Linked DNA regions of Homo sapiens: region 2 is linked to region 1. A link is a loop called in an ENCODE intact Hi-C map of the cell type or tissue named here. Cell type or tissue: IMR-90. All regions are shown on one strand. Links, peaks and the distances in the headings refer to the core of each region. The heading gives the core; the rest is flanking DNA.

What was found. A loop is a pair of places that touch in the nucleus more often than their neighbours do. Peaks named below come from ENCODE experiments on the same cell type or tissue, not always from the same donor. Only the 100,000 strongest peaks of a DNase experiment are listed, where the experiment ranks them.
Region 2: it touches region 1 in a loop (4-fold over the local background); 3 of 110 quality-filtered maps call a loop at or near these places.

The regions. Positions count from the first base shown.
Region 1 is chr11:74,609,085-74,614,466 of GRCh38, reverse strand. It overlaps POLD3 (DNA polymerase delta 3, accessory subunit), which reads right to left. Exons shown (of 12, transcript NM_006591.3): 4 at 2,929-2,968; 5 at 1,457-1,589. Among named protein-coding and RNA genes, the nearest start is that of POLD3, 19 kb to the right of the region's middle. In IMR-90, for the core only: a CTCF peak has its summit at 2,955; DNase peaks (open chromatin) are centred at 2,696 and 2,926; H3K27ac peaks cover 250 bases.
Region 2 is chr11:74,867,810-74,873,191 of GRCh38, reverse strand. The region is part of intron 10 of XRRA1 (X-ray radiation resistance associated 1); the gene reads left to right. Among named protein-coding and RNA genes, the nearest start is that of XRRA1, 79 kb to the left of the region's middle. In IMR-90, for the core only: a CTCF peak has its summit at 2,502 (motif pointing right); a DNase peak (open chromatin) is centred at 2,521.

The sequences.
Region 1 (5,382 bases), core at 331-5,330:
AGTGCTGGGATTACAGGCGTGAGCCACTGTGCCCGGCCAAACTGAGGTTTTTTGATGGTCATGACTCATTAACCTTCATACTTCTCCATCCCCAACAGCACAACTTCACATTAGAAAACTGTCATATCCACCTGGATTACTGCCACATTTCTCCTCCCTGATGGCCTTGCCTCCAGATTATTCTCTTCTGATTTATCTTCAATACTGCAACCAGAGCAATCTTTCTAAAATGCAATTTTGATAATTTCACTCCATCTGCTTAAATATTTTCAGTGGCTCCCCAGCGCTCTCAGAATAGAGTCTAAATTTTTATCCTAGTAGTCAAAGCATAATGTAATTCCTGCTTGGCCTCTTTAGTCTTCTATCTAATTATTTCCTACCTTTCACTCTAAGTTGCACCCATAGAAAACGATCATGGTTCTGCACAAGCATGTTTTCTCTCTTAGCTCTGTCCTTAGTCTCTCATTTTTCCTTTGCCTGGCTATTTCTACTGGGCCTTCAGGCCTCAACTGAGATATCATAACCTTCTGTGTCATAAGTCATAACAGTCTTGTCCCCTCACTCTATCCATCCAAAAGTGGGAGATAAGTGCCCCTGCCAACATCTTCCCCCAATATTCCTCCTATTACAGTACTCTTACACTGTACCATAACTGCCTGTCTCCCATCAGTTACATGAAAAGGTACGCGGGCACATTCACTCTATACTGTATGGTATGTCATAGGTACTCATGAGTTATTTGCTGAATGAATTCAAATGATTTTGCTCAGTACCTGTCAAAGTAGTAGGTGCTCAATGTATGTCTGGGGAACTGATCTGAATTATCAATACAACCCCACAAAGGAGACATTATTACATTGAATTTAAAGGCAAAGAAACCAAAGCTCAAAGAGTTTAAGTAATTTGTCCAATGCCACTGGGCTACTAAGCAGCAAAGCCACAAATCAAGCCTGTGACCACCAATTTCCAAAATGTACACGCATTATAGTCCGTTACCTCCTTGTGCTGTTAAGGATACAAAAGATTTAAAAAAAAACCTGATCCTGGCTATGGAAGCTCAAGAAAAAGTTGCTTTTGGATGAAAAGTAGAGGGATATCAAATTAGGAACTGTTTTTTTAAGGACAACGTTTGAACTGGTTCTTGAAGGATGGGTAGGATTTAGACAAGCAGAGACTGGGTAAGGGAGTTAGAGAGGGCACGACAAACATTTCTGGTGGCAGTGACAGGATAAATACATGAGAAATAGATTTATGGAGAGTCCACTGGGGTTTTCAATATGGGTTGTGGCTGCTATTTTTCACCTTATGATGTACTAATAAAACCAGGCATGTTTCTTACTGCAAGATAAATGGGGTTTTACTAGACTTGGCATTCACTCTTAAGAGGCAGCCACTGTGTAAACATCTTACAAAATCAATTCGTAAAGAAGCCCACAAGGAACATTAAGACGCTTACTTGCTGCAGTTCTGCAAGTTGCTTTTAAGGATGTCATAGTCAGTATTGAACAGAGGCCCACTGTCCTTTAGCATGGCTTTCTGGATGCTGTACACATGGATGCTGGCAGTCACAGCTAGCTTGGACTTCACTGCTACAAGTCAACAGGAAAAGCAGTCAGTTAATACACAAACTTCATAGCATGTGGGGACTTTAACAAGAAACCCTTCTGCATTAAAGCATTTGTAATCTGTGGTGGTCCAAAAAACTCTAAAGGCCACACAGCCACATATACAGTGAAACATCAACTCTTCTGTCTGCAATGGGGACATTATGACAAGGTAGGTGGTGGTGAGTCATTTCTAAGGACAGCACCTGAGAGGGTATCACTCATCCAGTGGACACTTAGTAAATATTAATGATTGATGATGACTACGATGATCTTTTTCTTTTGGTCAGAAAAGAGCCTTACACTATAGCATATAATTAAAGAGTACTAAGTAATTTCTATCTGAGAATATTCATTTATATATTTCAATTTTAGTTTAGAGAAAGCAACTCTGTAATAAAAACACTACTAACTAGATAAGTCTACGGAAGAGAAACACAAAAGAACACCACAAGAATAAATGTTAGGTTCCGCGAAGGAAGGGATTGCAGCTAACTTGTTCCATGTCCCCAGTGCCTAGTATAGAGCTTGGCACATAGTAGATCATCATTACATATCTACAGAATAAAGAAATTTTGCTTTGCTTAACACTGTGGGAATTCAGAAAGTAAAAAGTGGACAAACCCACCACTCTGAATACTTCAGAGTTAAATTTGGTAAAATACCCCCACCCTACCCCCATGGACAGGAACTCTTTCTTTTTAAAATACACATATTTTTTGTGTCCCTGGCGTGGCTGCCCTCCACCCTCCTCAGTCCCAATCTGTGAAATGGGGCCTGCAGGCCAAGGAGCCTTTATATACAAAGTACAACAGTACAGGTTTTATCTTGAGATATAGGTCCAAGATCATGAGGACCCTGACTGTTATTAAATTCCTTTGAATTGGGTTTTTAAACAATCCAACGGTAGCACTGATAGTCTTGAAACAGTTAGACAAATTTAATTTAGAAGTTATTTAGAAGTCTTTCTGACTTCCAGAAAAGCATTCTTTAACTTGTTTCCTAAAAAAACTGCCACTGTCTTTTCACAGTTGATGAGGTAGCTCATATGGTATTCATAACAGTTTCTGCATGTGTCACGAGTTTTGAAATTCTGTGATAAAAGTGCTTTATAAATGTCAGCAACTATTGGCCCTAAAAATGGGAAGTCAGGCAGATGTAGTATCATATTTTAACATGCTTTAAAAACTACTCATAAAATGAATATTGGGCTATTCAGTTAAATAGCTAAATATATTATACGCAGATGTTAGAGGCAGATTTTTTATTGCACCTACACTGATGCCATAAGAGGAAAAACTTGCTAAGTCACTAAAACACTTACCTTCCAATTTATCTTCTCTCACTACTGCAACCTTGTGGCACTGTAAGAAAATAACACTTTATTAGTGCTTAATGTAAGAATCTGCAATTTTAGTTTCCTTGCTCCAATAATTCAATTGTGCTTGGATGTGAAATTAGGAAAACACCAGGCACTCCTTAAAACATATGTTATAATTTAATAAAGTCAGACTCACTTTTAATTTGCTTACTTTCAGGAAAAAAAATAATAATTTGCTTATCTTAAAACTTCTCAATAAGGTTAAGGAAAGTGATCTAGCACAGATTTCAGTACTACAATTAAAAAAATACAGCATCTCAAATCAGTGTGAGCAAAGGCTTTTTAGTGAGTGATTTAATAAGAATTACTGTATAATCACATGGAACCAGATAAAAATTGGATCTGTTCCTCACATCATATACCAAAATAAATTCTAAATGGATTAGAGATTTAAATGTAAAAAATAAGGCCGGGTGTGGTGGGTCACGCCTGTAATCCCAACACTTTGGGAGGCCGAAGTGGGTGGATCACCTGAGGTCAGGAGTTTGAGACCACCCTGGCCAACATGGTGAGACCCTGTCTCTACTAAAAACACAAAAATTAGCTGGGCATGGTGGCAGGCACCTGTAATCCCAGCTACTCAGGGGGGTGAGGTAGGACAATCACTTGAACCTGGGAGGCGGAGGTTGCAATGAGCTGAGATTGTGCCACTGCACTCCAGCCTGGGTGACAGAGTGAGACTTGGTCTCAAAAAAAAGAGAAGAACACATATATGCACATGAAAACATGTGTGAATTCTATAACCTGCTATAAGCTAAGAAAGAGGGAACATTTCCTAAGTATAATTCAAAATCCAGAAATAACTGAAATAATCTATTTTAAAAAAGCAACTTTTAAATGAAAAAAAAACGTAAGTACAAAAACAAATGATAAAGCGGAAAAAAACTGCAACTTACATCACAAAGGGTTAATACACAACTTCTAAAATTAAAGAAAACAAAGACTAACAACTCTTTAGAAAATGGGCAAGAAAGGCCAGATGTGGCTGCTCATGCCTGTAATCCCAGTACTTTGGGAGGCCGAGGCAGGCAGATCACGAGGTCAAGAGATGGAGACCTCCCTCGTCAACATGGTGAAAACCTGACTCTACTAAAAATACAAACATTAGCTGGGCATGGTGGTGCATGCCTGTAGTCCCAGCTACTCGGGAGGCTGAGGCAGGAGAGTCACTTGAACCTGGGAGGCAGAGGTTGCAGTGAGCTGAGATCGTGCCACTGCACTCCAGCCTGGTGACAGAGTAAGACTTCGTCTCAAAAAAGGAAAAAAAAAAAAAAGGGCAAGTGGTAGGAACAGACAGTTCACAGAAAAAGAAATATAAATAGCCCTAAAACATATTATAACATAATGCTATATGGAAACAGGCACTCTCATACATTGTTGGTGGGAACAAGAAGCAGAGTGATATTTGGCAACATCCAACAAAAGTACACATGCACTCACCCTTTGACCGAGCAATCCTACTCTAGGAATGTAACCCTAAAACACACTAGCAAAAATATACAAAACACACAGACACTAAGCTATTCACTACAGCACTATTAATATTTGTAATAGCCAAAGATCATAAATAACAACTACCAATAAGGGATTGCTGAATAAGCTAAGGTATATCTATCAATGTGGCACTATGTGGCTGTAATAATTAATGAGGAATATTTCTATAACTGCTGTGGAGTGATGCTCTGAATCTGTTATGTAAAAAAAAGCAGAGTGTAAAATAGTTTGCACGTATGAAAACATTTATCTAACAAAGAGAGGCAAAATGAATATATATTTTCTTATATTAAAAATATATACAACAGGCCAGGCGCAGTGGCTCACGCCTGTAATCTCAGCACTTTGGGAGGCCGAGGCAGATGGATCACGAGGTCAGGAGTTCAAGATCAGCCTGGCCGAGATGGCAAAGCCCCGTCTCTACTAAAATACAAAAAAAATTAGCAGGGCGTGGCGGTGGACGCCTGTAATCCTAGCTACTCGGGAGGCTGAGGTGGAGAACTGCTTAAACCTGGGAGGCAGAGGATGCAGTGAGCTGAGATCACGCCACTGCACTCCAATGCTTGGCCAACAGGCAAAAGTCCATCTCAAAAAAAAAAAAAAAAAAAAAAAAAATATATATATATATATATATATATATATCAAAAACAATGGAAGGAGAAGGCAAACTCAATGTAACAGTTACCTCTAAGGGAAAGGAGGGAACCTATCAATTGAAAGCAAAATGGAAAAAAAAAATTGAATTGAACTAGATATTGAATTGGTGGCTTCAGTACAGTGAGGAATTATTTCAAGTGATTCTAAAATACAGGATGACTGTGCATCCTTAGCAGGACATATCCTACAGACAAAGAACTGCAAAGAAATCTTATTTTCAGTAATCAAATTGTTGGTAATAATACA
Region 2 (5,382 bases), core at 291-5,290, 260 kb before region 1:
TTGGCTTTAGGGGATATTGTCTCTGGTTAAGAAAAGCAGTGGGATCCTTAAGATGGATCTGAACTGGCCTATTTTTCCTTGAGTTGCTCACCCTTCTGGATTAATAATAGCTTCCACCTGGGGGAAACAAAGAGTTTGTCTTGGGGCTATAAGGATGCTGGCCCCCATGCAAGCTAAAATGTCTCTGCCTAATGAAGGAGTGGTACTTTCAGGCATGAGTAAGAAGGCATGAGTAAATAATAGGTCCTCCCAACTACAACTAAGGGGTTGAGAAAAATATCAGGTTAGAACTTTACCTGAGATGCCCATCATGGTCATGCTATGGGAAAAGGGGATTAGGGAGAAGAGGGATGCTGGTTCCAATGTCTAGAAGAAGGTCCACCTTCCTTCCTTCCTTCAATTTTCAGAATCACCTGGGGCTCCTGTGCAGTAATGACAGTTTCAGCTGCTGGAGCCAGGGGTCTGAACCCCAGGACCCAACAGTCCTGTTGGACCATCTGTGAGACTGGTTCTGAACCCAGTGACCTCCATCTCCAGGGGCAGTCTGATCTCCAGTGGTCCCAACCACTGGCTGGACATGGTTGGGGTGGCTTCTACTTGCTGCCTGGGCACTCCTTCTTAAAGTGCCCTGACTTGCCACACTGGTAGCAACTAATGGATACACCTTGGGGATCCTGGACTTTGCAAGTTTGCAAAGCAGCTACTAGAGCCTCTGCCTTCTCTCGCGTTTCCTCTCTTTCTCCAGGGCCGCCTTCTGGTCCCTATTATGAAAGACCAAGGTAACCACCCTCAAGTGGTTTTTCAAGGTGCTATCTGGTCCTATAGCCTGCTTCTACAGTTTCCTTCTAATATTGGGAGCTGCCAGTATAATAAACTTGTCCTTGAGGGTTAGCTGTCCCTTGACTGAGTAGGGGATAAGGAGGTGTGTTTTATTAGTGCTTCTCTCAGCCTTTCCATAAAGGCTGCAGGATTCTCATCTGGCTTTTGGTTTATCTTGGACAGTTTAGAGTAATGAAGAGGTTTGGCTCTCCTAGTTCTTTATAGGCCCTCCAATATGCACATTAATAAGTGTTTCCTTTTCCATTCATTTGTGGAGTCATCAGGGTTCCAAATCAGGGTTGTCAAGAGGTACTGCCTCTCTTCTCTACTGGGAATGATGGTTCCCCTATCTCTTCACCTTCCCTATTTTCTCTTTTCCTTTTTGGCCTACTGTAAGAAACATACTGCTTGTCTCCAAATTTCTCTGATGCATGCAGAGCTGCCTGCTTTTCAGCTGCGGTTAGGGTTTGGCTTAGGAGCAGCATAACATCTCTCCATGAGAGGTCAAACACCTGAGTTAAATTTTGGAAAGCTTCTTTATACCTATCGGAGTCATCAGAAAATCAGCCTAAGTATCCCTTTATTTGCCTAAGGTCATGCAATGAGACAGGAACTTGAACCCTAGTGGCATCACCTCCATTGGTCATTTCCTGCAGGGGTAAGAGTGAAGCTGGGGGAGTGGGGAATTTTGGAGATAGTGGAACTAGAGGAGCTGATGGCACAGTTGGAGGGGGCCCTAAATAAGGGGGACAGGAAGAGCCGGGACACTCAATAGCTGCCTGAAGTTGCTTTTTTAGTTTTGGGGAATCATTACCTTTTGGATTGCCTGATATGACTGCTAAAAGAGCTTGGTTGATTGTCCAGTGCATGCAAAGGTCTAGTAAGAAGGCCATGCCCTTGTGCAAAAGCAGTTTCAGGATTAAAGGAGTCTCAGTGCTTCAGAATGCACTTGAGCGGGGTGCAGGCTAAAGATGGCTAGAAAGCTAGGGGAGACAAGGAGTCCCTTATTCCCCTCCTTCCTTTAGAATGGCCCAAGGTAGACAGGAAGACAATGGGAGCATCCCCCAACTGTTTTCCCTTCTTGGTTCCCTGAGCCTCGGCATCTGTTAAAAGGTGCTACTCTTGGATGCAGGCATGTCCCTCAGGCATGGATCTAGAGAAGCTAAGTGATGGATTTAGTCACACTCACCCATGCAACTCTAATCCTCCACTGGTGATTTCCCTTTGACTTCCTAACTTCTGTGATCTATGTGGCTACCTGATAGATGGCTCTTGGGAAAGACTATATAACAGTTGTATTTGCAAGGCCCTTTAATGGAGAGAGTGTACTGGGTTGAGCTCTATACTGCTATTATGGCCTGGACTAAAATATTTATTGTTAGGCAGTGGTTCTGGTTAACTTTAAGACATTACATCCCCTTACTATTTAAGTACCATTTTAATGAGAGGCAGAATAAGTGCCTTAAAAGAATGTAGGAACTGAATGGTGGTTTTCCTGCTGATGGGACAATATCAAAACTAAAATTTGGTTTTGGAGGGCATTTTCCTCCTCATTGTTGAGTTTTCCCATTCACAGAAGGAGCATAAAGCCTGGCCTCTAGTAGAGGAGTACAAAAGGGGAGGAGAATTGGAAAACTAGAGTGTTTAGGCAAAGGGCTGACAAGGTACCTCATGGAGAGGATTTCTATTCCACTAGGTGGTGCTGTAGACCTTGAAATACCATGTGATCTCCAGAGCAAGCGGGGAGAGAGATGCTCACTGCCAGGGAAAGGGAGATCCTTTCTATTCCTAGAAAATCACAAAAATGGCAATCCTTTGCATTATATTCCTGGTTACTATGGCATTTGCTGATGCTATCTAACAGGATTATTTCCCTGAAGTGTAAAAATTCCCACAGCATTTCATACAGAGAGGGGATAGGAGACATGGCAGTCGACAGGAAAGAAGGAAAAATGCAATAGGAAAAGCTTGGAGATCCTGTTACTGATGCTCAGTGGGCAGTCAGAGTCTGAGGTTAATCCAGAAGCCTTCGGGTAACACCTGGGTGTAGCCCTGGCCAGGAACTATCAGTTGCCTCTGGACCTCTTCCAGCCCCATGCAATAGCTAGGCTCTCCATGAAAGGAAACTGGTTTGAAACACAGTCAACATTCCCAGCACCCTGAGGGTACCGAGGGATTCACTAAGTTCTCCCGAGCAAGCCTGTTGTCTAAGTCTTGAGATGGGTGGCATTCCCTAAGGGCATCTAGGTGGCCATCAGACACCGAATGTTTTTGGTTTTATTTTAAAATGGAGGGCAGAAGGCCCCAAAATGAAAGTAAAGATTTGGGGTCTGCTCCTATACTCACCCTTCTGATGAATCTACCTTGGATCCCAGATGGGCCCCACAATGAAGTGGCCTCATTGTTGGGGGTGATACCCGAGGTTTGTTGTCTCATGGCTGAGGAAATCAAGGACCTGGGCACACAAAGAGTGAGGTTAAGAGTGGAAGTTTAATAGGTGAAAGAGAATAGCTTTCTGCTGGAGAGGGGGATCCCAGAGAAATGGCTTGTCAGATCTGTGGTTAAATGCAGGGGCTCTTATAGGTGCCTGATGAGGAGGCAGTATCTGATTTACATAGGGTGTGAAAGATTGGTTGGACCAGGTGTGCCATCTGCATAGGGTATGAAAAACTCATTAGAACTAGGTTTGTCATTTGCATAGGGCACAAAAAAATGGTCGCCCCCATACTAATCTTCTAATATGCAGGCAGGTCCTCTGCCTGGCCTGCACCATGTTGCCCATCCCTTTACTGTACACATATTAACAAAAAAAGAAAAGATGGAGCCTCCATGTTGGACATGCCTGGCTCCCAGGTAGCCCTTTTCTATTGGCACAACTGCTGGCATTCCCCCATGCAAACTTCCAGCTTGCTTATCTATGTTTTCAGCTCAGTTTTTCAGGCTGCTCTTTGTTAGAAAAAAATAATTTCTTGGGCTGCTTCTTGCTAAAAGGGAAGCTTTGCTGAGGACTCTTTTACCCTATCTGCCTAAATAATTTCTTTCTACCTCCTGTATCAGTATGTTGCCTCTTTGTTCTCCTTTAGTTTCAAAGAATATCTTGATTTCTCCCTTAATTTCATTATTTACCCAAAAGTCATTCAGGAGCAGGTTTATTTCAATGTAATTATATGGTTTTGAGCAATTTTCTTAGTATTTCTATTTTATGGTGCTGTGCTCCAAGAGTGTGGTTAGTATGATTTCATTTTTTTTTAAAATTGTACTGAGGATTGTTCTATATCTGATTGTGTGGTTGACTTTAGAATATGTGCCATGTGCAGCTGAGAAGAATGTATATTCTGTTGTTTTGGGGTGGAGTGTTCTGTAGATGTCAATTGGGTCCATATGGTCAAGTATTGAGTTCAGGTCATTAATATCTTTGTCAGTTTTCTGCCTCAATGATCTAATATTATTATTGGGGTATTCATGTCCTGCACAATTATCGTATGTTTATCCAAGTCTCTTTATATGTCTCTAAAAGCAACTTGCTTTTTGAATCTGGGTCTCCTCTGTTGGATGCATATATATTTAGGATAGTTCTTGTTGAATTGAGCTCTTTACCATTATATAATATCCTTCTTTGTCTTTTTTTTTTTAATCTTTGTTGGTTTAATGTCTGTTTTGTCTGAGTTTAGAATAATTTCAACAACCCCTGCTTTTTTTCTCTTTTCCATTTGCTTGGTAGATTTTTCTCCATCCGTTTGCTTTCAGCCTATGGGTGTCATCACATGTGAGATGGGTCTCTTGAAGACAGCATACCATCAGGTCTTGCTTCTTTATTCAACTGATCACTCTGTGCCATTTAGCTCATTTATATTCAAAGTTAATATTGATATGTGAGGATTTGTTCATTATTATGCAGACTTGTTCATGTGGTTGCTTTATAGTGTTAATGGTCTATTTACTTAAGTGTGTTTTTGTAGTGGCCGGTAACAGTCTTTTCTTTCCAAGTTTAGCACTCCCTTCAAGACCTCTTGTAAGGCATATCTGGTCGGATAGTAATGAAATCCCTTAGCATTTGCATGTCTGAAAAGGATCTTATTTCTCCTTCACTTACAAAGCTTAGCTTGGCTGGATATGAAATTCTTGGTTGGAAATTCTTTTCTTTAAGAATGTTGAGCCCAGCGCAGTGGCTCATACCTGTAATCCTAGCACTTTGGGAAGCTGAGGCAGGTGGATCACTTGAGGCCAGAAGTTCAAGAGCAGACTGGCCAATATGGTGAAACCCTGTCTCTACTAAAAATACAAAAAATTAGGTGCGGTGACGCATGCTTGTAATCCCAGTTACTTGGGAGACTGAGGTATGAGAATCACTTGAACCTGGGAGGCGGAGGTTGCAGTGAACCAAGATCGCACCATTGTACTCCAGCCTGGATGACGGGAGCAAGACTCTGTCTCAGAAAAAAAAAAAAAAAAAAAGATTGACTATAGGCCCCCATTCTCCTCTGGTTTGTGCTGAAAGGTCTGCTGTTTGTTAGTTGATGGGTTTTTTTTTGTAGGTGACCTGTCCTTTCTCTCTAGCTGCCT